4 separate regions of the Homo sapiens genome follow, and regions 2, 3 and 4 are each linked to region 1. Evidence: chromatin loops called from intact Hi-C (ENCODE). Cell type or tissue: Calu3. All regions are shown on one strand. Region 1 overlaps SPAG17 (sperm associated antigen 17). Region 2 has its middle 20 kb from the start of TBX15. Region 3 has its middle 62 kb from the start of SPAG17. Region 4 overlaps SPAG17 (sperm associated antigen 17).

Region 1 (8,000 bases):
TACACATCACTGTCAGATTAATCTGTGTAAAATATAGCTATTTTGTTTCTCTACTTACAGCTTTCAAAGGCTTCCTACTATCTGCAAAATAGAACACAATTCCTTGGCCTACTTCTCCAGTAGTATCAAATTACTTTTCCCAAAACCTTTTTCCATCTTTTTGCTGTTGCTCACACACTCTGTGTTCTAGCCCAACAGAATTAGGCCTATTTACTCTGCACAGCCTGCTCTTTTCAATCTCTGTGGTACCTTTCCCTCACAATATATCCTCCACCCTGAGTTCTCTTTTTGACTATGACTAGGATTCAGTGGCACCTCCATGAAGTCTTATTGGATGTGTCCATATGGAAATGCCTCTCTTAGCATTCCAGGGTCATAATTAAGCTACACTTCTGGTGAAGTGCTGTGGCTCACTCCTATAAACCCAGCACTTTGGGAGGCCAAGGCAGGAGGATTGCTTGAGGCCAGGAGTTCAAGACCAGCCTGGGCAAAATAGCAAGACCTCACCTCTATAAAGAAAAATAAAAAAATTAATCTACACTCTCGTTATGGCATTAGTTATTTTCTTTCAATTTTATAATTATGTATATGCCTATATTAAGGCCTCCATTATACCATAGCGTCTTAGTGATTATAGGTTTATTTTAACATATTAAACAACACCTAAATTTAACACCTAGGTCAAACATTAAACAACACCAAATTTAACATATTAAACAACACCAAATTTAACACCTAGGTCAAGGAAAAATTACAATAGAAATTGGGAAATATTTCAAACCAAATGATAATGAAAAACTGAGTATCAAAACTATAGAATGCAGCTAATGCAAGAGGTACTCCAAAAGAAGTTTATAGCTTTAAATAAATATTTTTCTAAAAGAAGCTAAAGATTAATTAACTAAACATCAACCTTAAGTTAGATAAAGACAAACAAAATAAATCAAAATAAAGTGGAAGAAGGAAAACAACAAAAAATATTAAATCAAGGAAATAGAAAACATAGATGAAAATTACGTCAATGAAATAGAAAACATAGAAACATAGGAAGAACAAAAATGCAAAAACTTGGTTCTTTGAATAGACTAACAATATTGATAAATCTTTTATATAAGGTTAATCATAAAAACCCATGAATAACTCTATCGAGAATAAAACTATATCAGGAATAAAAATCATATAAGGAATAAAGAAACAGAGACTTCCCTCAGATTCTACAGAAATTTAAAAGATTGCAAGATAATATAAACAACTTTGACTAAATGTGAAAGTAAAATGGGCTGTTACTGGAAAAGAATAACTTACCAATAATGACCCAAGAAGAAATAGAAAACCTGAGTAGTCTTATATCCAATTAATTATATCAGTAATCAAAAATCTTCCCAAATAGGGCACACTTAGCCTGAATGATCTCATTGGTAACTGATACCAAACACTAAGAAAGAAATAATTCTAATCTTAACAAAAATTATTCCAGAAAATAGAAAAGTAGCATATCCTCCTCTATTCATTTTATGAAGCTAGCATAAACTTTATAAGAATACTGACAAGGATAGTGGTACAACTGAAAGTTAAAGTAATTCATTAAATTAAACTCATTCACGAACATAGATGCAAAAATTCTAAATAAAACATAGGAAAACTGATCTAACATATACTAAATGATAATCATATATCACAAACAGGTTGCATTTATAACAGGGATAGAAGGAAAATATATACATTGTAAAATCAATATAACATCAATTAACACATTAGTGAGAAAAGTCATATAATCTCAATAGAGCAGAAATAGCATGTATAACTCTGTAGCAATTTATGAAACAAATCTTATTAAACTAGCAAGAGAAGAAACACTACTCAATCATATAAATGTTATTTTTCATATTACTACAACAAACCTTATATATCAAGGTGAAAAGTTGAAATAATTCCCTTTGAGATCAGGAGAATATCCACTATAAACACTTGTATTCAATATTGCATCAGAGGTGTATGCCAACAAGCAAGACTTTTTCTCTTTTAGATAAAAGCATAAGGTTTGAAAAGGAAGAAATAAAACCATCATTATTTGTAAATACTGTGTATGTAGAAAACTCAGAACAATACACAAAAAAATTAGAATTAATATGAAAGTTTAATAAGGAGGCTGTGCTTGTTAAATGATACACATAAGATGTCTGGAGTGCTGAGACTTTACTGTTATAATTATTCATTGTATTAAACATTTGTGTTTCATGCACTTTTCTTTGTGTGTTATATTTCATAATTTTAAAAACATTTAAAAAATAAGTGGTTATGGGCCAAAATTGGATAAAAAAAGAAAAAATAAATTTTAAGAAAGTGATAACATGAGAGAATAAGTGTTAAGTTAGTATTGACTAATGGTCATCTTACCCTTTTCATTAATCTAGAGGTGGGTCGAAAAGGAAGTAATCAATGGAATAGGATTGGTAGAGGAGGCAATTGGAGTGAATGGAAGAGGGAAGAAAATAACATTTATTTAATATTGCTCTGCTATATCTCAAGTACATTAACTAATACTTACATAAACATCAGCCTATGACAAAGATACTATTATCCCAATATCCCAATTCTACAGATGAGGAAACCAAGACTTAGAAAGTTTAAATAATTTGTTCAACTACATACAAGTAGGAAGTCAGGATTTGAACAGAGGGCTAACTTCAAACCAGTGCTTCCTCCACTGTGTCTTGCAGCTTCCTGAGTTCCAGAAATTCCTGGTGATGCAGCTAATGATTTAGCCATGCTCCTAGTCTCATTCATGGTGATTTTTATGCTGATTTTGTTGCCTTTGGGATTTCCTTCCTTCTAACTAGGGTAGATTCCCTATTTCTTTGTCCTAAGTACCCTTACCTATTAGCCTACCTCTCAAAAAATTTAAGCCAATAAATTAACCTGAGTTCTTATGGCGATAGTGTATCCTATGGGACTACAAATGAATGACAGGGAAGTCACTCTGGGTTAATATAGAGTCAGAATAAGCCAGGAGAGGTGTAAGGCCCAAGGTGTTTTCTTTGTTTTGTTTCATTTTTTTTTCTTTAAAGCAGCTGGATAGTTTTCCTTAGGCAACTTTTGCCACCTGGTGGTCAAACTACATAAATTGGTGTGCTGGATTCTGGAATAAAGTAGATTATTATATGAATAGTAACTTCCTAAATTCTCAGGGTTGAAAATGCTATAGTGGACAGTGTATCCTAGAGGCCACGCAATCTGGAGGGTGGATCTCAGGGCCATAAGTGTTTCTCCGTGGTGCATTTTGACCTACTTCCAGGAGCCATTCCATTTGAAAGGGGGAGGGCATCTGGGCTTGGTGTCACATTGTAGCTGTTGTGAGTATGGGACTTTGTTGTTGTTGATGTTGTTGATTTTACATTTCTTTCCCTAACTCTGAATCATACTTACTTCAAAGCCGCCAACTTTAATTCTCTTTAAACAAGGCAAAAATCATTCATGTATTTCCTGCACAACCATTTTAGCATCAAATACATATAAAAGCCTTTTCCTGGACATAAAGGGCTGAATATTTGTGCTTTTCTTAACCAAATACTGGATTTCCATCTGAGACTATTTTTGAACTTGACAGGGCCTAGTGGATATTTATGAAAAACCTGAGAGTTGATAACCGCGAGGTTTAGATGTGCCCTTTATGCTTGTTGGGTGTTTTTTTAATAAAGTAACTGCTTTGCAGAGGGATCTTGTTATCTCTAAAGTAAAACAGATTAGGAAAGCTGTTTTTCAAAGGGATGAGAAAGCATCCATTTCCAGATGTGTCAAAAACTACTGAATCACACTGTCAAAGGATTATGTGGTTGAAAGCAAAAATCAGAAAAAGAAAAAAAAATGATTTTTACTCTACTATTAAATAAATAATTCAGATTACTTTTAGAATGTTCTTTCCTTTGACAAAATAACTGATGCATAATTTTTAGAACATATTTTCTAAACTGGAGACTTTTTCTGCTGGATCCTTAAACATAGGAGGGAATATCAAATCTCCCGGAAATCTGGCAGACCACAGAATAGAATAATTTTTATCCACAGATTTCATATCAATTGCTTCAAGGACACATGAGACATCATGGTCTATTTAGAGTTATAGTTGGCCTGAGTTTTCTCTTCAGTGGATGTATTTATATAAATGCTGAACTGAATTGGCTGTATGGTTTTCCCCTAAATCAAAATGGAACGTTCATGCTGTCACCTTCACCAGCCCAAGGCAAGATGGAACTAGTAGCAAAAATGTAAGTAGCTGTGCTCCTGAAAGAAAGAAAAACACTGGCCTGTCCTTCATAGGCACAATCAGCTTCTCCCTCTAGAAGCCCAAATATGGTACTCTTTGCCACAGAATAAAAAGTTGTCTTATGCTTGCCACAGAATAAGGCTTTGTTGTAGGTTTTTTCCCACATTTCTAATTTCTCTATATGGCTCTAGGTTAATTTCCACGTTTAATATATGATGTAGATTCTTCTCATTCAATCAAAAGGAAATATTTACTGAGTTCCTGCCAGATGCTGGGTGCTCAGAGTACAGTTAAAAATAATAATAATAATAAGATGAAGTTTCTATTCTCCAGGAATTTACATATGAGGTGGAGAGACAGACCATAAACAAGTAAGTAGCATTAGGCATAGATACATGCTATGATAAAAAAAACAAACAAAGCAGAGGATGAGGCAGAAGACTCTTGAGAAGGTGATACTCGACCAATATGAATGAAGTCAGGGTCTGAAAAAGGTGAACAGCTAAGGGCAAAGCATACCAGAGAGAAAGAAAGTGCAAGACCCTCAAGACACAGCAAGCAGGCCAGTGTATCTGGAGTAGAATGAGCAAGGGAGAGTCAAAGAGTTGTGCTTAAAGAGTTAGGCCAGAGCCATTTCCTGTACAACTTTGTCAGACATAATCTTCATTTATTCTAAGAGTGATAAGAAGTCAGGGCTGTTCAGTTGTTCAGCAGCATCAAAGTATATTCCCACAAAATCCACCTCCCACACACACATACTCTATTTCTGTGATCAAATTTGCAAAATGCTATATACATTATCCATTTCTCAATTAGAGATTCACAATAACAAGAGCAAATTACAAATTCTAAGACATTCATAGTGAGATGTTCGTTGATCTATGTTAAACTTATTTATCATGGAACTCTTTCTTCTGGTGATGCAGAAATCAACAATATGAATGTGTTCCTTCCCTGTTCATTCACATGGCTGTTTGCTTCATAGCCAAGGATGATATCACCATCCCAATCATCATATAAGTATACTCTGTCATTACTAGGAAAGCTAGTGTGCATGACTCATATTGGTCCATAGTGTGCATGACTCGTATTGGTCCATGGAGTCCAGGTACCGCTTCATTTATTTATTTAACTTTTGTTAAGCTTCATTTGTAAATTAGCAGATGCTCATTAAATAATTTTTAAGTTAATAAATGATTAATGAATGGAAGGGAAGCTCTGCAGAATGGTGAAAGCGTATCATTTTCCAATAGGAAGTGCACTTATCTGCCAGTGCCTCTTTGCACGCATGGCCTGCCCCCACCCTAGTCTGTCATCCACAAGATAAGATCCACAGAAATTTAAAAAGGCTTTGTGATAGTCACCAGCACAAGAAGACAAATCATGTGTACTAAGAAGTTGATTTAATCAGTAAATAATTACAACTTTTAAAGATAAAGGTATATTGTTAGAAGTGAATGATACAGTCTGAAAGCAGAATATCTGGTATGATTTAAGATATATCACACAAGAAGCTAGGTTCTTTTCAAAGAGCTTAGTATAATTTTTCTAGGTAGGCACAGATTTAGAATTATGGACACAAACACCTTTCTGGAGGCACAAAACATGCCTTTCAGGCATTGCCTTTTCAGCACAGAAACATAGATCATATGGGCAACAAAAAAGCACAGCATTAACCAGCAGGGCAAGAACAAAGCCAGAACACAACTGGATGTTGGTGTCTTTGATTTGCAGAGCAGACCACAAACAATGAGATCAAAGATGATGCAGTCACAAAGGCTGATTCTCATGAAAAGGTAAGGAATTATTTTTCTGAAAATGTAGATGACAAGATGATCTGAGAAAAACCATGACTTGGAGTAAGAAACACTGAAAAAGAAAAAAGAAGATACTTAGAAGGAGAATACTGAGGCTAGAAAAGAGGAACTATTCGGACATCCCCAGAGCAGCTCCAACTGGACAGAAAGGAGTTAATATTGCTAGGCGGCTTGCGCATAACTTCCCAGCTCCTTGCTCCTCTCTAGACAGTGTGGCTTGGCAACCTCACAAACACCTGCTCACCATACAGCCCTGTAGAGCTAACGTTGTCTTGAAGAGAGTTCAGAAAACCTGCCTGTAATTGCTAACAGGACTCAGAAGAGTATAACCTAACAATAAAAATATTTAGATTATGTTGCCCATAAAAAAAAAAGTCAAAGGCATACTCTTTTTGGCAGCAGCTCTCCTAAAATGTTGCCATATGGATTTATACATATGCAGATTTCCCCAATTAGATGGAGTACATACTGGTTAGTTGACGGAGCCCAAGAGGGCTCCATTTGGACTTAAACAAATTAAAGCTGAAATTGTGTTCCTATGATATTTTAGAAACCCAAGAAGATGATGGTGGAAGCAGATTTAGAGGACATAAAGAAAACACAGCAGCGCAGTCTAATGGACTGGAGTTTTACTGAACATTTTAAACCGAAAGTACTGCTTCAGGTATTTATGGACTGTGATTCTCTAGGAGACGGTCAGATAGGTCTGGAGAGTCTGCTGTGATTTAGAACAGTTCACCTCCAGGTCATTCTCTCAGATCTAGTTCAGATCAATAGTCTCCTTTACTTCAGCTATAAAATAAATTTACTCCCAGCTTGAGCTATGCATTCCCAGCGACTCTCTAAAATAGTTTAAAATATACTTTATGAAAGAATGCTTTTATAAAATATTTTAAGAAAAAAAGAAATATACAAGACTGCTGCATATATATATTTTTTTGCTGCTGCATGTATTTTCTAAAAACAAAGTAAGGTTTTATTGGGAAAAACCTTATTTTTTTCCATATTGTTTATCCATTCTACTCAATTTCACCACATTTCACAGTATTTTCTGTTTTGATTAACAGTTCAATGGAATCTGTGGTAGCCAACATTCATTGAGCACTTACCATGTGCCAGGCACTGATTAATATGTATTATTAGCTCATTTAATCCTCACAATAACCCTGTGAAGTAGAAACTATGTAAGCAGTAAGAAACTGAGGCACCTTGACCAGTAGTGACTTTTGTCCAAGGTAACATGGCAGCTAAGTGAGAAGCTAGATATAAACCCAGGAAATCTGGCCCTGGAACTTGTACTCTTAACCACTCAGCAAAATAACAAGTAATCCCAAACCTAAATCCTTTTGTTGTGTTTAGCTTTTACACAAAAACTTGTCCTCTTTTGGTTTTGTCTTTTTAATTTGATTTTTATTTTTATCAAAGTTTTACAACGTTTTTTAAGCCAGAAAGTTCTACAAAGTCTTACTATGAAAAATAGCAGCCTCCTTCCCCCATCCCCACCCCACTCCACCAAGCCGCAGTTCTCAGAGGCAAAAATCTTCAGTGCATTTACCCCTTTCTTTTGTTACTTTACTCGGTGATCTCTAAATAGCAAGTATATTTTGTTTAGTTTTAGTTTTGTGACATCATTACCAATTGATTCGCTCTTGAGAACACAGCTTTGCCCACCCCCATCCAACACACATGTGCATGTACAGGTACAGGCTCACCCACCCCCACATTCACATTAGCACTTCTCCATTCTCTGATACTGTTAACAATATCGTAATTTTTGGTTAGATAAGTATTCAGAACTCACTTTATTTCAGTTATGTAAGTGCTATTCACAGCTGAACTGTGTGGTATTCTATAATTACATTTCCTGTATGGGTACCATTTTTATTTTCTCTGCAGTTAATAATTGCCTCTTTTTCTAT
Region 2 (8,000 bases), 930 kb before region 1:
CAGAAGGTCAAGAGTCTACGGTATTATAAGATCATTTACTTCAACATGAAACCACAAAAACTATGCTGGGAGAAGCACTAGAGACAATGATAATGATCCAGGAATAAAATCTTCAAGAAATGAGGGAGAGTGGTCTTGGGAGTCTGTAGACTGATAGCATCATTTCCAAAACCTGGGGCAGCAGGGAAATTAGGGAGAAGAAAGGGATAACAACCTAGAAGTATCAATAAGGAGCAAAGAGGACAATTTCTCTACCTCCAGCTGCCAGTATTTTGTGTAGGCTGGAGCACAAGATTCCCCACAATTCCAGCACCAGCTAGGTAGCAGGCCTGAGCTGAGTCGTGAGTGCGGAGTTTTTCCGTGGTCAGCACTTTGGAAGATTATGTTGGGGGCATTCAGAAACCTGTGGTTGGCCATGTGGCTGTAATTTCTTAAACTACAAATGCTCTTTCATCATTTATGTCATCAGTAAACTTTCATAATTCCACTGTTTAGCCCTACTAGTCTGAATTCTAGTCAAACACATTCATTTTTGTTTTTTTTTGTTGTTGTTGTATTTGAGAGGGAAGATGAGTAAGGAAGGGACTTACAGCTAGTCTAATTCTTCTTGAAAACTTCCTTAGAATATCTCAGAAACTTCCAGATAGGGCTGCTGTCCTAGAACAAGCTCTCTCTCAAGTAAGGAAACCCGGAATATCTGGGGCTGCCCAGGTAGACACAATCCCTCTAGGAATCTGCTGTGATTTCCTTTGGCAGCTTTGTTCCCAAGGTCTGCAACCACTGGCCCACAGTTGCTTTAGGCCACCATTTTGCTTGCTGTGTGTTCCATCTCAGTAATACCACTAAAATGACACCATTTTTCTAGGCAAAGATACTATTCTGCTCTGGATACTCCCAGCTTTTAGAGTTAATTCCTCAGCATGAGCAGCTTTGATTTCCCAGAGCGCACCCACATTAGCCAGCAAGAAGAAAAGAGCATTGAAGTAAGTGATGATGCAGAATCCCTCAAGTCATTTCCAAAAGAGGCATTCCAGAAATGTTTTGAGCAATCATTTTTATAAGCTATAGAATCCCAGGGTAATTTCTTAGAGGAACAACTCTCATTTGTTATAAATTCCGGGGTTTTAAAAGATACATCAGCCCCATTACTCTCTACACAATTTCAATCCTTTAATTCTTTAAAATTTCTTACCTGATCAAAAGGAAGAGCCCTGCCTAGTTACAGTTGCTATTCACCATTATAGGTAGCGTGTATGGCTGAGATAGAAAATACTTCTGATTTTGTGGATTTTGGATCAAACCCAGCATTGTGTGCCTTCTAATTTAGTCAACATTCAATTCAGCTATAGGGGGTTTTTAACATGCTAAAGCAGAAATGTAGTAAATAATCAAAAGGTGAAATAGTCATTACTAAGAAGGCCAGCATTCCATATTATGCTTTACATCCTAGGTGCAAGGTGCTACTTAGATGGCAATTCAAGAACGCAGAAGTCATTCTAGTTGGAAAGCCATAACTTGATCTCCAGTGCCTATGTTTGTGATGGGGAAATTTTCAACGAAAAACACAAAAGAGGAGAAAATAGAATGCTCCTTGAAAACATATTCTATGTCTTATTACACAGTCTGGCACAGGCACATAAGCCTACATGATGCCTTGGCTCCTATGGGAAAATCCAATTGATTGGCATTCCTTTTCCAAAAAATATAACCTTCTGTGAAGATATATTAAGGTTGTCTCTTTCCTGATTCTCTCTGGCCAAGCAGAATACATTTATAGGAAAGGATGTCATGGATGTGCTTGGAATAAGGCCAAACTAGTGCCCCAGTGGATAGAACCTCTGTGATGATCTCATTAGTATCCACACGAACTGACTGCTAACCAGTCATCACAGCTTATGACAGTGCAGCTCAACTCATCCCCTTTTCTGTGCATTCATATCCTAATAAGGTAAGATCAGGAGGGAAAAGTGGTAGTTCTGGAGAGAATGTGGGCAGGAAGAGATATGACCCAATCAAAGGAGGAGTCTGAACAAAAATTTTCCTACCCCTGGACCACTATTACCCATCTACAGGGATACTTGGCACTATCCAAGGGGATACCTGCACATTAACTTCCACTTAACATGTTCCATCTTAAGCTGAATCTTCCCCTTCACCATACTCTAAGATGATTAATCAATGTACCCAGCAATATGCAAGATGTTGTATATAATGAAAGTATTAACATTGAGTCTCTGATCTCATGTTACAGTTCAGTGGGGGAGACAAAATTTAAACTGATTAAACATAGTGCCTCACGATTTAGCAGAAATGGTCTTGCTTTGTAGGACACACATTAGTGCAAGAAACTTGTCATTTTTTAACTAAATGGAGTTAAATTACCAATCCTGTTTGTGCTCCTTTGCTTTACATTTCTCAAACATTCAACCAACAATTATTTGTTGCATGCTGCCTGTTATAAGCAAGGCACTATACTGAACTCAAGAAAAACCATGATAAACATGTAATATTCCAAGGATATTAGTATTGATTAGTAACCCTCCCACACCAAATTCAGCGTGGCATTCTAAACAAATACTTTTTTAAAATATGATTTTAATCTTCTCTTTCCCCTTCTGGTGCGCATTTTCAATCCTAGTACAAAAGCACTGAAAGTATTTTGGTGGAGTGACATGCAAAAAAAACAAAAACAAAAACAAGTTTGTGGTGTAAAAGAATAAACGGTATTAGCACTCTCTTCTGCCCCTGGAAACATGAGGACTCTCTGACTGCTCTGGGGGTTCCCGTTCTTTTGGAAGCCCTCAGCTGGTCTTCAGCAGCAGTGATGACATTAAGGAAAATTGCATTCTGCTGCAGAATTCAGTCCCTTCATCTTTCTCCTTTCTCTAGAGCATGAAGCTAGGGGCCCATAAAGGATCCAATATCAAAAGGAAGAGGGTAATACCACTACATGGAGAAGAAAAAAATAATAATTACCAAATTTCCTGAATAGTAAACAGCTTTTAAAAAGAAGAAAAAGCTGAACCCTTTGATAGCTTGGCCCTTGGTCTGCCCGTGAATGCCTTAAGGATTATATCATCAGACTGACTCCAGCAGCCCGCGCTATTGTTTCAGAAAGAGGAAACTAGAAAGAAGGAAAAGAAGAAGAAAAGGGGATGGGTGGGAGCATGTCTGCCTTTTGGGGAGGAGAGCGTTTGATTTTTGGAAGTGCAGTTATCAAATGTAAGGCTAGAAAGACAAATTGAACAAATTCTCAGTGTCTGTGGGCAGGAGGTTTCTGGGGCCATTTTTTCCTTTTGGGGGGATTAACATAGCCTTTGGATTCAATAACTTTTCTATCACAGATGAAATTAGCTCCGAAGAGAAATAAGCGACCTGAGATTGCCCAGAAATGTTATTCCTGAAAACCATCACCTGGGGGCAGTCTTGGGACTGTTAATTTCCTCTACCTCACTGGTAGATAATTCACTACTTTTTTTCAACGATGTAGTGTTTCTTTATCTGTGGTTGAGGAGTGAGAAAAATGGGCAAGAGAAAAGGAGGCTTAGGCACTAGAACTTTCACTCTCCTCAACCAGCCAGGAAGCGACCCCATGTGAATGCGCAGGACGTTCTTGAAGTCGCAGAAGTTTTCCTTTGGAGCTCTGAAGCGGAGAGCCTCGAAAGCTGGAGGCGGAGGGGTGAGGCCGTACACACTAACTGGTCCACCGACCCTTAAGATCTCCGCGCCGGATGAGATCGAGAAGCCGGGATTCCCAGATCCCAGGAACTAAAGGAGACCTCACCTCCACCCCCACCCCGCACCACTGCACACACACGCCCGGGAGTTCCTGGCCCGCCGCGCCGGGCCAGCCCCTCTGTTCTGAGACCCTTGTCTCCCGCCCACTACCCCGCGGAGCCTTGTCAGCAAAGGAAGACAGGGCGTGGGCCCCGCTAGGGCCCATGTTTAATAGCTCACGAATTCCGGTCGAGGAAACGGAGGCTTCGGCGCTCAGGCCTCCCCTAGGTCTAGCTGCGGCCACAGTTATAAGCTCTGGTTCATAACCAAGAGCGCTTGGTGGTTCTCTCCCGGTGCGTTTCCCGGCCCGAATCTGGGCATCCCCGGGGACCTCACCTTGGGGTGAATCAGAGCTTACCCCCAGGCCACGGAAGCCGACCCAGGCGGCCTGCCTCCTCCTTGGGCCGGGCCGGGGCCGCCGGGCTGCTAGGCGCGTGGCAGCGAAGCTGGATACGGGCTCACTGTCCGCACCCTGCGCAGTCAGGGCCACCAGGCTACCTCAACCCTTCGTGGTGCTTCCCATTCCAAATTAGCATTGAGAGCCCGTGTGACCTTCGCGTGCCAGCGGATAGAATCTGCGAAAGGGAAGCAGACAGTGGCCTTTCCCGTTTCCTGGGCTGTGCGCGGGTGTGCTGGGCCCAAGCGCCCTCTGGGCGTCGGGGCTTCGCCTTGTCCCGTGTGCCTGCGCGGGGCCCGAGCAGCGGCCAGGGCCAGCAGTCAGGCGTGCGAGCCGGAGTACAGGCTCCCGAGAGCAGGGAGGCCGAACAAAGCCAGGTCCCGCTCCACAGAACAGCAGTGGAGGAACACTTCTCCTTCCTCCCCCACAGGGCCACCCCGTCAAAGAACAAGACACCCTCAAAAGTCGGGAAGGGACACTTCCTGAGGGACAAAACGTCAGGCAGAGAACTCAGAGTTCTTCGAAGGGCTTGGCCTCGGCGTTAACCACGACCCGGTCCCGGGAGCCTTGGGCCCAGTCCCCACGCCCAGTGGGCGCCGCACCAGCCGTGCGACAGGAGCCTGGATGCCCAGGAGGCGGCTCCAGGGAACTCACGCGCCGCCCGTTTCTCCGAAGGTTGTGCCTACGGGGCAGGCCTTCCTAGGAAAGAAGGGAAGGGCCGTCGATTTTCAGAATCTAAATATGTTGAATTCAAAACAGCATGGTTTTCCCCTTCTAGAAGACGGAAAAGAGGGTAATACCCGGGTTGGGGTAGACGGGGACACTCAGCCGCTCTTCATCTCCAAGCCCCTAGAAATAAGGCGAGGTTGCCTTTTTGCCACATCGCCGGCTGCCGAACCCACCCGCGAGTCCGGCTCACCTGGGGAGGTAACGCGGCCAGGTTACAGGGGACGATCCCCAGTTCAAAAACCTCGTCAAAGGTCCCCGCGCGTCCCGGAGCGCGTGAATTCACCGGCAGCGTCAGGTCCGAAGTGGCCCACGGACCGAGCGGCGCGTTTGGGCGCAGAGCGGGCTTTCTAGAGGACCTTGGCCAGGGATCTGCCCCGCGGCTCTCCCTCCCCGCAGCCCCACCTTGCTCCGAGCGGCGGCTGCCCGCCCGCCCCGACAAAGGCAGGCGCAGCAGCGGGTCTGCGTCTTAACATCGCAGAGTCGCTGGAGTGGCGCAAGACGCCCTCCTCTTCGTCAGGTGCGGACGGAGCTTCACACGGAGGCTCTACTCTCCTCCAAGACACGAAGAACGTGCAGAGCTGCGAGGTGTGTGTTGGCACCGCCCGCTTCCTGCGCTACAACGGCGGGCGGCTGTAGTCCCTTTCCCGCCTGGCTCCGGCGCGCCGACAGCCTCCCTGCCTCCCCACTGGCGGCAACACTGCGGGCCCGGCTGCTGAGCTCAAGCCTGGTGAAAAAGCTCGCGGCCAGGGCTTTCCCTGAGTCGTACGCAGCCGCCAGATTAGATAATTTAGAGATCCGACGCCACGGGGATATGCGCCTGTCTCTCCCGCACAGGTGCAGTGGAAACGATCATACGCGGTTAAGATTGAGGCTACGTTCCCAAAGACTAAATGGAAAAACAAGAGCGATGTTAGTAAAGGGAAAACCCGTTTGCTTCACCAGTTTAAGGTGAATGTGAAAATGTTTTCAACTTGATAGAGCTAGATGTTTTTTTCTGCTCTCTACTTCACTAGACAGAGCTAGGACGAATGGGCCATTAGGGAGGTAGTGTGCAGTTTTATAATGTCCTCTTCATCCTTAGAAGAAAAGTCTGCAGTTCGCAGTGCCCTCTCCTTGCTGCCTTAGCATTAAGAGAATTGTTATTTACTTCGGCCGCGGGTGCTGGGAGAGCTTGAACGCAGCGGCATCTGGATGAGTTCGGGTGGCATTCAACTGCGACCCCTTACCTTTGCCCCCAAGGCTTCTCGTGCCATTAATTTCCACTGCAGTCTATGGCTGGATTTTCTATTACTTAGGTTATTTTGCCTTCCTCTCCACTCCTTTGTTCTGTACTCACCAATTAGACCCCCAAAATACAGAATCCCAATATTGGTGTACCTCTCTTTTCTTGGCCTGGATTCAAAGTCGCCGTCCAGGAATGTGCTTGTACCTACAGATTCCTATGCTAAGGCTGCTGAGCGTCTTCCACTAGCTCCGCTAGGGAGAGAGTCTGAGCATTTCATACCGTGAAGTATGGATTGGATTTTACCGACTATTCCATGAAGCCACAGGCAACTGGGTCATTTGCTGCTACAAGGCTGGGATAGTGTCTGCTGGCCTGGTTACACGGATATAGCAGATAAGTTGGTAAGGGCACATGAAAATGACTGTTAAAAAGCTAAGTGACTGGTCAGTTAGGAAGAATAAGTTCAAGAGACCTATTGTATCACATGGTGACTGTTGTTAGCAATTTTCAAGAATGTATTGTTTTCATGAAAATTGCTAATAGATTTTAGATGTTCTCACCACACACACCAAAAAAAGTATGTGAGGTAATGCATGATAATTAGCTCAATTTAGCCATTCTACAACGTACACATATTTCAAAACAACATATACATGGTAAATATATATCATTTTTGTCAAATAAAATTTTTTAAACTAAGTGATATTTTGAGTCTACTTGTGGAGTTACTGAATTTCAAAAGTAAGGAAAACTAAATCCACCCTCCCCACTCCATCCTACTTTTTTTCTAGGTATGATTACATTCTATGTAAGTAAATTTGTATAGTCATGTGTATATTTGTGTATACATGTGCCTGTGTGTGTATATACTGTTGAAGTGTACACTTATGGAAATTGCCTTAAGTCAGTCTCTTCAATGCCATAGTCATTGAAAAGAAATCCATTGGTTGCCCGGTTATTTCCAAACTCCTTAGAATGATTCTGGAAGAGGAACAGACTTTAGGAATGGAAAGCATTATTTTAAAAGGATTTAACATATTTTGCTTCTCAGCATTATCCCCAAAGGTAGTAGGCTGGAAGTTGGAGCTCAAGGCTATTCCCCCTCCACTTCCACAACTGCACAAAAGGAAAAGTGTGAACTCCTAGGGCACCAGCAGACTTGTTGCCACCTCTGGCATTGACCCAAAGTGTGTGTGTATCCTGAAGTCTGAGTCCCATCACTCAGAGTTCTGAGTTGTGTCACAAACCCGCTATGAAGCCAAATTGGAGTTTGCTGGTTGAATGTGTACTCGGACACAACACACACACACAGACACAGACACAGACACAGACACAGACACACTCATACACATATTTACAAAAGAGAGCCTAGCAAAATGCCCTGTTTATGGTAGACATTCAATGATTATTTGCTGAGGGAATGCATGAACTTATGTGCATATCTACTTTGTTCAAGGCAAGGGTTTTCTTTTTAAACTAAATAAGTTTGTATGTGCATATGTAATACATATGTGACTAAGAATTGTGTGCATGGAATATAGGAAGATTTTTTTATTTGTTCCTTTTTGTCTTCTAGTTCTCCTGAGTAGCCCCCTCCCCCATGTCTCTGCCAGGGCCTTAGGTCTTTGAAACCGGTTGGTAAAATTATCCGACCCCCACCAAAGCCTGTCAGTCAGCCAGTAAAAGCAAATGCATCGCTTTAGTTACATCCTTGCTTTCCTCACAGATCACATTCATGTTTCTATAAAGGTTCTTGGGCTGATTTCATCCTGCACACCCGTACATTCCTTTGCAACTCTCTCTAGGGGGTATACTGATTGGGTTTCACAGGCCTGCAGACAGGCAGGTCGCCCCTGTTAGCCCACCTCAGCC
Region 3 (8,000 bases), 170 kb before region 1:
AGCAGTTTTGGAGGCTGAGGCAGGAGGATCACTTACACCCAGGAGTTCGAGACCAGCCTCAGCAAGACCCCATCTCTACAAAAAATAAAAATAAAAAATAGCCAGGAATGGTGGCACATGCCTGTAGTCCCAGCCACTCAGGAGGCTAAGGTGAGAAGGATCCCTTGAGCCCAAGTTCAAGGCTGCAGTGAGTCACGATTGTGCCACTACACTCCAGCCCAGGCAACAGAGTGAGGCCCTAACTTAAAAAAAAAACAACGACAATAAAAAAGTTATAAGTCTAATGTAGCACCATTCTTCCATTGAGCTGGAGAGCTTTGATAGTCATGGAGCTGGGCTACCAAGTTTGTTGTGTTTTATGTATCTGCTCTCAAAATATTTTTGAGAGCTAAGCAGGATTCAAAATTATTATCTTTTTTTGAGGATAAAACAACTAGGAGTGTCTTTCCCCCTTCTCCACTCAGGAAATTCCTCTTAATTCCTTACAATTCAGCTCATTGTTAAGGACCTCTGGGATGCATTGTCAAATTCCCCTACACAATCTTCTGAAAGGAATGAGTCTCTTTCCTGTGTGCTCCCACGACATTTGGCATACTCCTCAGTGGCAGTGCTGTCCGGTGGGGTGCTAATTATTTGCTTTTCAAGGCTATTTCCTCAAACTGTGCTTCTCTCCAGAGCAGGGGTCAGGTTTCCTTTATCTTCGTAGGCTCTTCCCCTCCTCACCCACCTACCTTTACCTCCCTACCTCCAAGTCTAGTTTTAAAGCCTGGCATATCAAAGGTACTGAAAGAACAGGAGAAAGAAATAAAAGAAGGAAAGTTAAGTAGCTTACCCAAAGTCACACAGAAAGTCAGCATCAGAGTTCTGACATTTACTGCAGCACTCAATTCTAAACTAGGCTGTCATCAGGCTGATTTGATGGTTCACAAAGAGTGATATATTTTTAAGAATGATTTTACTACTAAAGAAATGAAGAACATACAGCCCAGGCCAGTAACTTTTTAAGTATGATTAGATGATGGCTTATGGGCTCCATCTAAGCTTTAAATCAGGATCATTTTCAGGTCTAATGGAAATTACATGGTGGCTTTGGCTTCACAGGGAAGGAACTTGGAGCTAATCAGCCTCGGGAATGCCACCATCTGAGATGCCAGGGCAAAAACAAAGAAATGCCATCGATTAAGAGTCTCCATCAAGAAAGTTCCAAGGCTGCGAGGCTGCTGAGATGAGATGGGACTGGAATCCTAGCCACAGGCTTAATTGCTTTGCAAGAAGCCACAGCTGTTGCTGCAGGGAAGCGCAGGCAAAATCTTGTTTTCTTACTTTCAACTTTCTGCTGACCTTGTTAGAGATTGCTTCTGAACTGCCTGATGCCCATGCCTATCTCGAATGGTATTTCTTCAGTGTCTCGTGTCTTCTCTTTGCTTTTCCTTCTATGCCCAGCACTTAATGTAGTGCCCGAAATGTAATACTCACTTGAGAAATACCTGTTTGATTAATTAAGCACAAGAAGAAGAGTTTTAATACCAAATGACAGTTCCCTGTCACCCAAGAGCAGTACCCCTTTACTTTTTGAACCAAGATTCCTCTTAGTCCTTTCACTAGAATATAGGAACATGAAGAAAGGAGAAATAGCATAAAAAACATTGGAATTTTCTTCAGTCTATGACTGTGTCTGCATCAAAATTTTCCACCCATATTCCATGACCAAATCAACTGTTTTTGAGACTTCTTTCTTTTCCTCTTGTAAATGACAAGCAATCCTTGAATAACAAATGACTTATCCCACATTTGTAAACTCTCTGGCCTTTGAAATAGCTAAAATGACCTAAGGCCTAACAGAAGAGTGGCATGTATGGACTTTACCAGAAGTTGGACCCATGGGGTAAGATCTAGAGAGTTATTGGCTTAAGTGGTGTTAAGCAGCCTATGATTGGAAAATGAAATGAAATAGAATCCCCTCATAGAATCAAGAATAGACAGGCCTCATCCTAAAATAAACAGGCCAAAGAAGCATGGGTGGCAATGGCCTAATCCTCAAACCTGTTCTTCCCCCTTTATTTCACTTAGGTTTCCAAACATTTGTTTCTGCCTTCTATCTGTAGCCTTAGATCCAAACATGTTTTAAGACTCTCTACTCTTAACATTAAGCAATCTGCTGAACTCCTTGTAAAACTCAGTACAGTAGGAAAAAGCTCTGGTTCATAATGAAAATTTTTGATGACTTTGGTTCTTCTGTGTTGTGAAAGGATTTCTACCACTTTATACATTTGGAAATTGGGGTCATCTTTTCCTTGTAGATGAAAAAAATACACTCTTTAGTATATTGCATAAATAATGTTTTTGCATTCACTTCACCAGCAATACAAAAATATTTTCTCTCTCTCCTCTGGAGCAAAGAAAATGATTGGTTTCACCTGGGTCCTCTGAGCGCTACGGGAACTCCAGTGGTTCCCAATGCTTTCCTGGACACGATACAGGGGAAACTTAAATAAAAGAAATATATTCCTCAGAAATATATTCTCCTATAAGTCTACTACATAATAAAAATAGTAATAAATAGCTTACATTAATATAGCACTTTATAATTTACATCATTAATGTTTTGTCAATTGATCCACATCAAAGGAGCTAACTATAAATCATATGGTGTAGACAGATTTTATGGATGACAAAATTTATGTTCTGCAAGCTTAAGCTACTTGCTAGAGATACACAACTAAGCTGAACAAAATTAAAATTCACATTTATTTTGGCCGGGCACAGTGGCTCATACCTCTAATCCCAACACTTTGGGAGGCCGAGGCAGGAGGATCACTTGAGACCAGGTGTTCAAGACCAGCCTGGGCAACATAGGGATACCCTGTATCTACAAAAACTTTAAAAATTAGCTAGGTGTGGTGGCATATACCTATGGTCTCAGCTACTTGGGAGGCTGAGGCAAGAGGATCACTTGAGCCCAGGAGTTTGAGGCTGCAGTGAGCTATGATTGTTCCACTGCACTCCAGCCTGGGTGATAGAGCGAGACCTTGTCTCTAACAACAAGAACAACAAAATTTGTAATTCACATTTATTTTGTTATTCTGGGGATTGTTTCCCTGTTATTTTCCCAACTGTGATAAAGAAACTTAAGAGGATTCATGACGAAACAAGCACATGTTGCCATCAGTGTGTTCTAGGTGAGCAGGGAGTGGGAGGAAGAAAAAGGCTGTATTCCTGAGACAATAGCTCAGATGGTGGTATTGTGTGGCATCATCTGGCCTATTGGTGGCAGCACTGTTTAGAGAGCAAAGTGGATACAGCAGGGCAGGGAAGATACAAAAGGACAGATATTTGCTCCCTGAAATGTTTGATAGTTAGACTTGGCCTAAAAAGCAATGGAAAACTGATACTCAAAGCCTGTCTTTCATCGTGTCTCAAGTCTCTGAGATCAACAATGTCAGGGCTCTGACTTTCTACTTCTAGTTTGGGATATTGCTTCAATATTCGTTTACAGCTGCCACCTCCCGCTGACAGAGCATCACGGATGAAATGAAAAATGAAGACTCCAGCCATTTGTGGTTATTAAAGGCTGTGTAGTACCTTTTACAAGAATTGGGTGATTAACATTCACAATCTTGGCCTATTTCCAACACAGAGGAAAGAACTGTGCTTCCTCATTGCCTGCTTACCCTGCAATTTCCACTGGGTCTATTGCACAGAATCACAGTGGAGGGATGTAGACCCTGGTAGACTGGTCAGGGTAGCGTTGTTGTGAAAAACCCATTCTTACCATGTTTTAATTTAGGACATCTGAGGACCACCTGGATGCAGGAAACCAAATTTACTCCTGCCTTCAAAGGAGGGGAGAATCAAGGCTTTAGGAATAATTTACTTCAATCAATTTCAACTTCACTTCCCTGGGCTGTTTTGTAGAACCAACACCTTTCTCCTCACTGTGAAAGACTCTGACCCTGTACAAGAAGCAGATGCATTTTTCAGAACACCTGGCAATACCTACCTATAGAAGAGGCTTCACTCTAGGCCCTGAATGGCAGTTTTAAGGCTAAAATATTACACCCATATTTTAGTTTCTTTAAAAATAAATCCTCCTAGAATTCCTCTAAATAATAATAAATAGCTTGCCAAACAGCCAGATGACTCTTAGATTATATCTGCAAGTGTAGAGAGAGGGAAAAGAGAAGGAGAAGCAAAAGAGAAATTGTGCCAAGCTTGGGACTCACTCAGATATCATGTGTTTTGAATTTCAAATCTCCTGGTATATCAGTTTGCATATCCTTGGCAAAAAAAAATTGAATCACTCTTAGTATGACATATTAAATGCCTTACTGGACATCAAGCATTACTTATTGAGTGACCTGAGTTGAGTGTAAATGATTCTGAAACAGTGCTAGGTTCAAACTATTCAAGGTTCACAAAGGGAAAACATTATATAGAACATGGGGTTGGGGAACTAAACATATTCCTAGGGATAAAGTAACCCCTTGGCTGTAGTTAGTAAAGTGTTAACAGAAAAGCAGATGCAACCCTAAAAGATTTTGACTTTGGAAAATAAATGTTCACTGGAAGAGATTTTAATTTGTTTCTTTAATAGAAAGACAATAATAAGAATTGATGGTTATTGGTCAAGCAGTTAACTCCCTGGGCTTTTTAATAGCTAATATTTGTGAAATGCATACAGAGTGCAAATTTCTCCTCTAATGATAAAGAAAGTTGTCAAGTCTGTTAATTTTATTGCCATTAATATTATTTTTGAGAAGCAAGCAAATGATGTCAAATTTTCTCAGTAAGTGCTCTGCTTCCTTACTAATTTTTTCCTTTTCATAAACTTCTAACTAAAATATCTTTGTATGCCACTTGGCGGAGTTTTCACCAGGACCACAAAATGATGTCCACTTCAATAATTTTGTTCTGGTCTTGCTCACTTTTACCTGTGCTACTTCCTCCTCTTCCTACCAATGTCTGTTTCTTTTTCCAGTTTGCTTTATGGCATATCTATTAAATACAGGCAACTATCTGCAAAATATTCCCCCTTATCATAGGTTCACAGTAAAGCAAACCCACAAATAACTAAAAAGTAGCGTAGAAAACTTTGAGCACCAAGAAGAGGCCTATGAGACATTATTTGATATTTTTCCCTTTCACTATTGACTAAAAAAAGATGTAAGCACCTTTGGTTGTTTCTTCAATGTCATTAGATTTAGTGTGTAAGGGTTGCTCATAGAGAAGGTCCCGTGTTCTTTTTATATTTCAGAATGATGTTTTTATCAAAGTTGGGCAGTGCATTGGGGGCCATTCTTCCATGCAATGAAGTTCTCAACAGTAATTTTACTGTTCTTAACTAAAATGAGATTGCAGGAAAAAAGTAATCATCTGAAATAAATACATCAAAATTCTTTTTGCTAACAATTAAAATTTTCTTGTCTTTCATTCCTTCAACAATACACATTTTAAAACTGCAATCATAATGGGTCTCTTGAAGCCTGAGTAGAGAGAAGGAAGGAGAGAGGCAGAAGGAACAATTTTAGACATGAAGTACATGGAAGATCTCTCTTCTAAGAAGACAGCTGAAAAGGAAAAACTTAAAGAAATGGGAGAAAAAGCCACAAAGATAATTAGACAAAGAGCATTTGAGGGAGGGGAAATGGCACCTGCAAAGGCCCTGTGGCAAGAATGTTTGTGACACGTTGTAGGAACAGAGGGAGGCCCATGTAACAACAGTTGAGTGGGCAAGGGGAACATAGAAGACTAGAAGGTCAGAGAAGCCTCAAGGGACAGATCACACTGCACCATTAAGTCGGGATAAAGATTTTAGATTTTGAGTGAGATGGAGTGCTAGGTAAGGATTTGAGGAAGAAAGAAGACATGCACGGACAAATTTTAAAAATATCACGTTGGCTACAGAATTGATCATTAGGGAGCAAGGATCGAAACAGGATGAGCATCTAGAAAGATAGCACAAGTCCAAATGACAGAGGACGACGGCTTTGACCAGAAAAAATGCCATGGAGATGCTGAGGTGCAGCTGGAGTCTAGATACCTATGAAGGAAGAACCAGGAGAATTGCTTTGGGTTGGATGTGAGAAGTGCTTGAAAGAGAAAAGACAAGTATGATTCCAAGGTTTTGCCCTGAGAAACTGAAGAAACATTTATGGTATGAGGAAAAATACAAAAAAAACAAGGGTGGAGGCCAATTCAAAGATCAAGGGTTCTATTTTGGGCAAGACAAATTGAAAATGTTTATTGATGTTTAAACAGAGAAATCTATATATAGTTCAGGGGATACATTTGTGAGTCTTCAGTGAAGAGATGGCTTTTAAAGCCATGACACTAGAATGAGACCACCTGAGAGTGACGGTAGTCAGGGAAGAAACCTAAGGACTGAGCCCCAGAAACCCCAACATAAAAGGAGATGCTGAAAATGAGAAGAAACAAGCAAAAAAGAAAGAGTAACCAGACAGAGAATAGAGTGACCAGAACCTAAAAAGGAGTTTCAAAAGCCAAGACAAGTATTTCATCAGAAGCCAGGTCAAATATGCTGACAAGTGAGGAAGATGAGAACTAAGAGGAGCCCGCTTAATTTGGCGACGTGAGGTCACTGCTGAACTTGGAAAAGGCTGTTTTGATGCAGGGGTGGGCCTGAAAGCCATACTGGAGTTGGTTCCAAGGAGTCTGAGAGGGGAATATAAGGAGCAATGAGGAGAGACTACTCACAGTTTCCTGTGAAGGGGAGCAGAGCTGGGCGGTCAACATGAGGTCAAGGCAGCACATTTTTCTAATAATGGAATACAGTATAGCTCATGTGTATGCTAATGTGAATAGTTCAGTAGTGAAGAAAAAATGATGATGTGGGGAAAATGTGAAGGATTTGAGGAGAGATGCTGTATTATTTTGCTGGGCCTGCCATAATAAAGTGCCATAGACTGGATGTCTTAACAACAGAAATTTATTTAATCACAATTTTGGAGGTTGGAAGTTCGAGATCAAAGTGCCAACAGGGTTCATGTCTTCTGAGATTTCTCTGCTTGGCTTGCAGATGTACGTCTCCTTCTGTGAGAAACAAATTCACCTGTCCAAACCAAAGAATGGACTCAGAGACCCCGAGAGCACCGAAAGTGAGACTTTTAGTTACCATCTTGCAAGATCAGGTGTCTGATGGGCAGGCACACCCAGCACAGTTACAACAAGCAATTTATCCCCTAGTGCACAAGTCCCTCCCCCAGTTCCTCATAGGCTGAGTACTATGGGGTTACAATCTTCCCAGATGACACCTATCAGTTGTTGGGTTGGGGCTTTAGGTGTTTTTTGTTTGTTTGTTTGTTTGTTTAGGGTTGTCTTGCTGCATTTTGTTGCAGCCCACAATGCATTGCAATGCTAATCAGCTCAGGAGCTCTTTAAGTATTTGACTTATGACCTAAGCAGCTGAGCAGGTTGATAAGAACAGACAAAGTGAGCTATTTTTCAGGCTAGTAAGTTTTCATCTTAGACTAAACTTTTTTGGTTCGGATGAGGGCAACTCAGGGGGTTGAGGCAGGGGGTGCCTGACAAGCAGGCGTTGGCTATCCAAGCAGGTGCCTAGTATATCCTATTTTTTCTGTAGTTTGCTGACCTAAGCTGATTTAAGTCACTTTGTCTTGGAAAATGACTACTGTACGCATTATTTCCTTCACTTCTGTCTTCACATAATCTTTTTTCTCTGCATGTCTGTGTCCTAATCTCCTTTTCTTATAAAGACACCAGTCATATTGGATTAAGAGCCACCCCAATGACCTCATTTAACTTTAATTACCTTTTTAAAAACGCTTTCTCCAAATATGGTCATATTCTGAGGTATTGGAGGTTAGGACTTTAAGAATATGAGAGTAGATATATGTAGCTTCATAGGTTTGCTAGTGGGAACATATATCTGAAGACAGTCTGATCAGTAGCTGAGAAGAAAATTGGAAGAGACATTAGAGGTTTCAGGAAAAAGAAAAAAAGGTAAAATAGTCACCTGGGAT
Region 4 (8,000 bases), 74 kb before region 1:
TCGGTGTGACAGACCCAGACCCTCTTCCTTCACCATTGGATATATCCAGTATAGCTTTTCTGAAATTATTAGTCTTTTCTTTCTCTCAGCTCTTGCTACTAATTACACCCAAACTTCTTAAACTATCTTAAACTTAAACTTCTTAAGATAGTTTAAGAAGTTTGGATGTAATTAGTAGCCTGTGGTGAATTGGGTTGCACACATTATACTTTCATTTGCCCACAATGGTCTACCCTTGTTTTCTCCATACTAAATTTCTTTTTCTGTCCTGTGAACTTAAATTTAAGGACTTCATTTAGCTGCATGTTGGGATAGGATATGGGTGGAGGGGTGTTTTTGATTGTATTTTGCCAAATCTAATCTGTGTCTGATTTTTTTCAAGTTTTTTATTTCTAAAAATGCCGCCAGTTGGTGGAAGTTTGGAATCTCTGGTTACCCTGAAATACTAAGAGAAACACTCAGAAATTGTATTTGCAGAGAATTGCTTATTTAACTATGCTGTCCAATTAGACATGGGGAAATGACTTGTTCTTCATTAGTTGAATATTGCACATTTGCTAGCATCTTACTGCCCCCCTGCTGCAGCTCACAATGAGTGCATCCTTCTCTGTAGGCATTCTCAGTTTGTGTTATTATTGTCTGACTGGTCCCTGTCATGTTTGCTCAGGTTCTGGCCATGTGATTAGACACTAAACCATAACTCTGACAAAGTTATGAGTCCTGTTTTGCCACATAGATGCAATTTTAAAGCACACATTTAGTGGGCAAGAGACCATAGATGGGAAACTGGGACAGAGCTCGACTCTTAAGACCCCTTGAAATGGGGAGACGTGGCCTGGAACCCAGCTCTCCTAGAGAGCTCTAAACAAATCTGAACGTGCTCTCGCCTGGGCAGACTGTCTCAGAGTGACTTCAGGGACCCGTGAGTTTCGGTACTGTGCCATGACTTGGAGGAACAATTTTATGTTAAGATGTCTCCTGGAGCAAAGGAAGGAACAAGAGCTTTGCGCTTGAGAGAAAGAACCTTGGGAAATTTCTTTAACCTCTTTGATCCTTTGTAAAATTATAATTTTTAAAAAAGTAATTATATGATGTTTTAAGGATTTAATATCTAATCTCTTTTTTTTCTTTTTTCTTTTTCTTTTTTCTTTGAGACGGAGTCTCGCTTTGTCACCCAGGCTGGAGTGCAGTGGTGCGATCTCAGCTCACTGCACTGCCTCCTGGGTTCATGCCATTCTCCTGCCTCAGCCTCACAAGTAGCTGGGACTACAGGCACCCTCCACCACACCCGGCTAAATTTTTGTATCTTTTAGTAGAGATGGGGTTTCATCATGTTAGCCAGAATGGTCTCGATCTCCTGACCTTGTGATCTGCCCATGTCAGCCTCCCAAAGTGCTGAGATTACAGGCATGAGCCACCATGCCCAGCCTACCTAATCTATTTTTGAAGGCCTATACACATGTATACATTTGAGATAAATATTTCCCTGATAGTTTTATTATGGCCAAATAGTCTGTTAGGTGCAATTTAAGGATTATGGAAAGACATTCTGAGCCCAAAGACTTATTCCCAAAACTGTTCTGAAATGATCACAAAGTTGTAAGCCATGTCTGTGGTCTCCATGAGGTTCTGCCAAAATGACCTTGAACAAGTCATTTAACTTTTTTGGACCTTTGTTTTTCCATCTATAAGATAATAGTGAACCTATCTTGTAGGGTAACTTAGGGATTCAATGAGATAACATATGCCTGACGCATGGCAGATTCACAATAATTGTTAGTTCCCTCTTGCCCCTCCTCTCTTCTTTTATTTTCTGGTCTGAAATGGTCAACACCTGCCTTGACACCAAATACTAATAAGTAGATGGGTAATGGACTACAATACCCTCTTTCTCAGTTGCCCCCCAAAGAGCAGAAAGACAGCCTTTTCTTGTCACCATTAACTTTCAAATATTGGCAAGGAAACTTGCAGTGGACAGCGGGATAAGGGGGTAAAGGTGGTTATTAAAATCTTCAGTTTTGGAAGGTGTAGTCATCAGGAACTTCAAGGTATTGCCTGTACTGTAACTGTGTGTACTTTATTGTGAAATGAAAGAGATTTTTCCCCTTTAATGATGACTACAGTTGCAGCTTTGACTGAGGAAGCAGACAAGAGAAAAAAGGCATCTAATTCAGGAAAGGTCATTACACATTATACATATCATATCTACTTTTAAAAGTCAGAATGTTTAAAAAATAAATGGTCAGTCTTCCCCTGGTGAATTTAGAGACAAAAGAATGTTTTCAACTCATTATAACAGAGGAAACCACACAAAGTCACACCTACCTGCATGCATGCATGCACACACACACTTTGCAAGTAAAATATACATTTTTATGCTTTTACATGTGTTTTCTGTTTTGGTGGTAGCCTTGAGAATTGGGTGAGTCTTGTTAGGTAGTTAGTAGACTTCCATGGAGCTAAATAAGAAGGATTTAAGGACAATTGCTCTTTGATGGTAAGAAAGAATTAATACTAAAGTATTTTCTCCCACCTATACCCTAGTTTTGTCGTCAACCTGATTATAAAGTGGGCAGAAACCAGAGGAACCAAATAAAATGATGCATTTTATTAAATTTGTGTGACCTTTTCAAATCTTAGACATTGTTTTGGTATTCACCAGGAGACCATTTTACTATATTTGAATCAGACCTCTAGAGAGGAGCTAGAGAGTTGCTTAGATATTGCCCTGTCCAACCCCTTTATTTTATGAATGGGGAAACTAAGCCCCAGAGAGGTCACATGACTAGAGTGCCCTCCCTTATTATTCCCTCTCTTTTCTGATGTCTTTATCGTGTTTGTTTGTTTCATCTCTCCCTAAAATTGTTAGTGTTCAAAAGCAGGAATACTGATTTGCGTGAGTAGCTTTCCCCAGCATCTCACAGTTGGTAATGTGAGGTAATCCAGTGAGCGCCACTCTTAATCTCCCAACAGAAATTACAATTACAATAAACAAAGAGAAAAAAGTACTGCATGTAATTCTTTAGTAACTAATTTTTTAAAATTATTTGATGCAAAATTTCATGTCCAAGTGTAATATTTTTGCCCATTTCTTGGGAGTGTAATTAGCAGTAAGATTCCTGTGTTACATTAAGAGAAAAAGATGTGGTTCAGTTCTCATTTGGCAGCTCATCCAATATGACCCAACATTTAACAGTTTTTTTCAGCTGCTTTTATATTCCTACCACTATTTAGAGTCTTGGGATATACCAGGGAACAAAATAAAGATTCCTGTTTTTTGAGACATCTTAATGTATATTTGTGACATAGGAATGAATGATTGCTTTCCAACACCAGATTATTCTTGGACAACATTCTAGTGAAAGTGTCGTTTTAAAAAATTGTCTTCCTCAAAATAAAAGGACTAGTTTCTCCAGAAAATTGTTTTTTGGTCAAGTTGCATGAAATTTGGCACAATACTGCCGCCTTGCGGCTACTTCAATCAGAAAACCACATACATTACAAGGTCACCTCTGTCTTTCAAGTAAGATTTACAGGAAAATTATTCTGCTTCTCAGTGGAAATATTTGACACGAAATGACCTATTCAGGAATATTTAAAATCTAATTCCGTCTGATTTTTAATAGAACGATTGGCAGGCCTCCATTGCTTTTGTGGTTGGGAACCAGATTGAAGATGATCTTCTCATCCAAGCCCTTACCGTGGCTGTCCAGGTCCCTCAGCGTAAACTCTTCAGTATGGTGTCGTGGCAAGACATTCTCCAGCAGGTACCTGTCCCTTCCTACCTCAAAGCCACCTGAAGACTTTTTTACTTAAAATAATAGAATAGAATTATAAAATAAACTATCATATTCTTGGGCTGTTTTGTAAATTTTGATGGATTATTTTAAGTAACTATTTAGCCAGAATAAATTTGAGTTGTTCAATCTGGAAGAATTTATTTTTGTTTATTAATTTTGTTAATTCAATATTCATTTATTTGACAAAGATTTCTGAGGTCATACCAGGCACCATGCTAGGTTCTGTGACAAAATATTTAATTCAAGTTAAATAATTATAAAAGACTAGACTATTTAAGATTCCAGGGAGGTACATGACTAATTGGAAAATGAAGGCTACAGAGAATCATAGCTGTCAGAGGTCAGAGGACAGCAATAATATAGAAAAGATCTGCCAGGTGGCACATACCCATACAATTACTGACAGCTTACGAAGTAACTATAAATATTTTACCTAATTCATGGGTACCTCTTTCTTGCTAGGTTCCCCAACCCTTCAGATCACCTAGATATTTGAAAGTTACATATATCTAAGTATTCTTCAAATAAGGCTTTTTTCATCATAAGTAAATTTAATTTTCTTACAGATTAATGAAATAAATACACTTGTTGGATCTGCTTCATCTAAAAAGGCAAAAAAACCTGTAGGTGGTAATGCTCCTTTATATTATGAGGTAAGTGAAAGTGTTTATAGAAGATATTTTTGTGTTTTTAGAAAAAAGAATTGAAGTAATAATTTGATAGCCATTTTTAAATTTCATTCTTTGAAAATAAATGCCTGCTCCTCATTGGAGATATTTGTTCCTGATGGTGAACACACACAAAAAAAATCTGCCTCCTTTTAAAATTTTAAAATTTCAAAATTTCCCTTTACAAATACAATTTCCTAGATCGTTTATACCATCATTGCATCTAATTGAAATAATTGAAAAATATAAATCAGAAACTTCTATAGACACAAAGTATTGGGTCATACTTTCTCATGATAATTGCTGAGTATGTGACAGCATTAAGGAGAGTCATATGATCAGTATATTACAAAGTGTTAGTTTCTCGAAAAAAACAATGTAAAAATGCGCCAGAAAGTGTTTCTTGTATAAGACAGAGGTACAGCTGCAGTGATTTTCCATCAGTTTGTGAACTTGGTGCACGGTTTATATCCCACTTTAATCGATATGAAAATAATGATACTCTTCGGATTAATGGTCCGTTCCATTTCCAACAGCTGCTTAGTATAAAATCTGGCTTGGCTGACCCAGTGGGCTTGTGCAAAGGACGTAGGACTCATTCTCCGTATAAGGGGATTTCTTCTCACCCTGCCTTGTTAATATCTAACTTACAGCTTTCAAGAAACTATAAAAATCCAGTGATTAATTAGAATATCACTTAAAATTTGTCAGGCACTGTTTTATGGAGCAGCCGACCTAAAACATAAAGAGTTTTGAATCTTTCTAAGACGAACTTGTTTGCACTTTATTTCAGTGATGACTAATAAAGTTTTTATGTGTCTCAGGTCTTGGGTGATTACATACGGTCTATTTAGTATTGCTTGAGTACTATCTGAACAAGTTTCATTGGATTTATTCACAATAGACAGTGCTGTGAATTTTATAGCATTAACTCTTGCTACGCGGCGCTCACCATCATGCCAAAGTTATCTGTGCTTTTGCAGTCAAATAATATACTTTGTCTCTTTTTTATAATGTTCCGAATGTGTGTGCTCCACTTGAAACATTATGTGATACGTGGATTTAAAATACTGGAATTTTTCTTGTGAGTGGCTATAGAAATCCACATCCAATTCTCAGGCCTGGGATCAATTAACCCCCCAAAAGATTCTTTCTTCTTCACAGATACTCAGTAAAAATCAGAAATGATAGCAGCCTAGTTTTGATGTCTAGTCTGGACAGGCATTCTGACTTGGATGTGGGATAGCACAAGATTACAAACCCAGAGTTAAGTTAGAAAGCCATTCCTCTCCAATATGTGCTGAGACTCTTGGTTGCATATTCTTCACTCAGGGGGTCCATTTCACATCTGGCTCTACCACATTCTTCCAGTGGAGCATTTGGGCAATAAGCCTCCCACACTCGCTCACATACACTCTTCTGAATGGTTCCAGAAGAAAAGAGAAGGTGGGTGGAGTGCCATGGAGACTGAACCTGAGGTGCACCAGACATTCATTAATGCCAGTCGCTGAAGCAAAACTAATAAAGACCATAAAACAAATTCAGGCTCCTTGTCAGCATCAGCCAAGGACAGGTTGCACATCTGGAGAAGAGGGGAATATTTCCCATCTCAGTCCCTTCACATTTAGGACCTGCTCAAGCACTCTGCTACCTAGTACCTCTCATCCCAAGACAATTGAAAAGTCACTGGCAACCCCTGCAGAGCTGCATGGTAGTTGCGAGTGGTGGCCATGGAATAGGCCCAGAAAGTCTCTTGGGACTTCTGGACCTTTGAGACATGTGGACAGTGTGCTCATGAATCTATTTCTGTTTAGAATCTTGCATGGTTGTACCAACTAGTGAGAGGTGAAGCTGCCTAGGCTTCTGGGTCGGGTGGGGACTTGGAGAACTTTTCTGTCTAGCTAGAGGATTGTAAATGCACCAATCAGTGCTCTGTGTCTAGCTAGAGGATTGTAAATGCATCAATCAGCATTCTGTAAAAATGGGCCAATCAGCACTCTGTAAAATGGACCAATCAGCAGTCTGTAAAATGGACCAATCAGCGCTCTGTAAAGTGGACCAATCAGCAGGATGTGGGCAGGGCCAAATAAGGGAATAAAAGCTGGCCACCTGAGCTAGCACCTTGCAGCAGGTTCGTGTACCCTTGCCGAGTGTGGAGGATTTGTTTTTTCGCTCTTTGTGACAACTCTTGCTGTTGCTCAGTGTTTGGATCTGCACCAACTTTAAGAGCTGTAACACCACGAAGTCAGTGGCTTCATTCTTTGAAGTCAGTGAGACGAGGAACCCACTGGAAGGAATCAACTCCAGACACACTAGGACACTTGATAGTGGTAAACTCCTGAGGAGCGAAAGTCTTGCAACATCCCATTTCTCAAAGGAAACTCTGCACTGTGGGAGAAGAGATAAAAGATAATCTAACAAATTCCTTTTGTTACATGGTAACTTTTTAGAAACCTCCATTTTGGAGATAAGGAACTCACGATATAACAGCCATGCATTTAAACACCTGTATTTACTTCTACTTGTAGGGTACTCTCGTTAGCTTTAAATCAAAGCCTAGTTATTCTTATTTTAAACACAATTTTAATCAATTAGGCTTTCTGGTTTCCTAGCCTGTGGTTGATTAGAAGCAGCAAACTAAAGTGAGACTTCTGTATAGTATACTTCATCCATGAGTAGTAAAATAGTGTCAGAGCCACATTGCATATTTCCAATAATGACTCCAAATGTCTGGGCTAGCAAAGACCACATTCCTAAGTGATTTGCTCAAGTTTTCATTTGGATGGCATGGTGTTGTGTACACACAGCCTCATTATGAGATTGTGTAATTTCCCCTGAAACCTTAGAATTTCATCTAGCCATGGCATTGTATATATGAAAGTCTTTATTTATAAACCATAGTTCTTTGAAAAGCTGCTTAGATTTGTGCTAATGTAATTCTGTAGAGACGTAGCTGCAGCTCATTTGTTCATTCACATTCTCTTTTTGGAAAGCATGTTTTGCTCTACTAGGAACTGTTTCAAGAACTCATGTGGGAATGAGAACAGAATATTATTATTTGTGTATATTCTCAGGAATGTTGGCTACTGCTTTATCATCTCATTATTATTTAATAATGAGGATGAAGATGAACCCATGCACTGGCATATAAGCACCATTTCCCACATGTGAATCCTACTTGAGGATATGGACACATTTGAAAATATACGCTTATTGCCTGCATTATATAGTAGCCGGTTTTACCGAATATTAACAAACATACTCGTTAAAGCACTAGTGCCAGGCACTATCAGACGATGAAGAGAGAGGAAGGAATATTAATATTATAAAGACTCTAACCTCAAGAAGCAAAGACTCTAACCTCAGGAAGCTTAAGAACAAGCTAGAGAGAAAAAAGGACAAAATGTATATGGACATAAGCCTGGCGCGTGGTAGGCATTCAATAATAGTTGCTGCGTAAGTGAATAACACAATGCAGAAAATAGTGAAGTTCTTGAGAGACAGGTAAAGTGTATAAGAATTCAAAGGAAGA

What was found. Hi-C counts contacts between places; a loop is a spot of excess contacts. Peaks named below come from ENCODE experiments on the same cell type or tissue, not always from the same donor. Only the 100,000 strongest peaks of a DNase experiment are listed, where the experiment ranks them.
Region 2: a loop joins it to region 1, with 6 times the contacts of the local background. A loop is called at or near these places in 8 of 110 quality-filtered maps.
Region 3: it touches region 1 in a loop (4-fold over the local background); 5 of 110 quality-filtered maps call a loop at or near these places.
Region 4: it touches region 1 in a loop (10-fold over the local background); 14 of 110 quality-filtered maps call a loop at or near these places.

What each region holds. Positions count from the first base shown.
Region 1 is chr1:118,072,599-118,080,598 of GRCh38, reverse strand. SPAG17 (sperm associated antigen 17) reads left to right here. Exons shown (of 49, transcript NM_206996.4): 16 at 5,999-6,060; 17 at 6,632-6,745. Among named protein-coding and RNA genes, the nearest start is that of SPAG17, 110 kb to the left of the region's middle. In Calu3, no CTCF peak of the experiment used is centred here; a DNase peak (open chromatin) is centred at 3,108.
Region 2 is chr1:119,004,283-119,012,282 of GRCh38, reverse strand. No RefSeq gene overlaps it. Among named protein-coding and RNA genes, the nearest start is that of TBX15, 20 kb to the right of the region's middle. In Calu3, no CTCF peak of the experiment used is centred here; a DNase peak (open chromatin) is centred at 3,422.
Region 3 is chr1:118,243,085-118,251,084 of GRCh38, reverse strand. No RefSeq gene overlaps it. Among named protein-coding and RNA genes, the nearest start is that of SPAG17, 62 kb to the right of the region's middle. In Calu3, no CTCF peak of the experiment used is centred here; no DNase peak of the experiment used is centred here.
Region 4 is chr1:118,146,996-118,154,995 of GRCh38, reverse strand. It overlaps SPAG17 (sperm associated antigen 17), which reads left to right. Exons shown (of 49, transcript NM_206996.4): 2 at 3,627-3,767; 3 at 4,367-4,453. Among named protein-coding and RNA genes, the nearest start is that of SPAG17, 34 kb to the left of the region's middle. In Calu3, a CTCF peak has its summit at 3,468 (motif pointing left); a DNase peak (open chromatin) is centred at 3,475.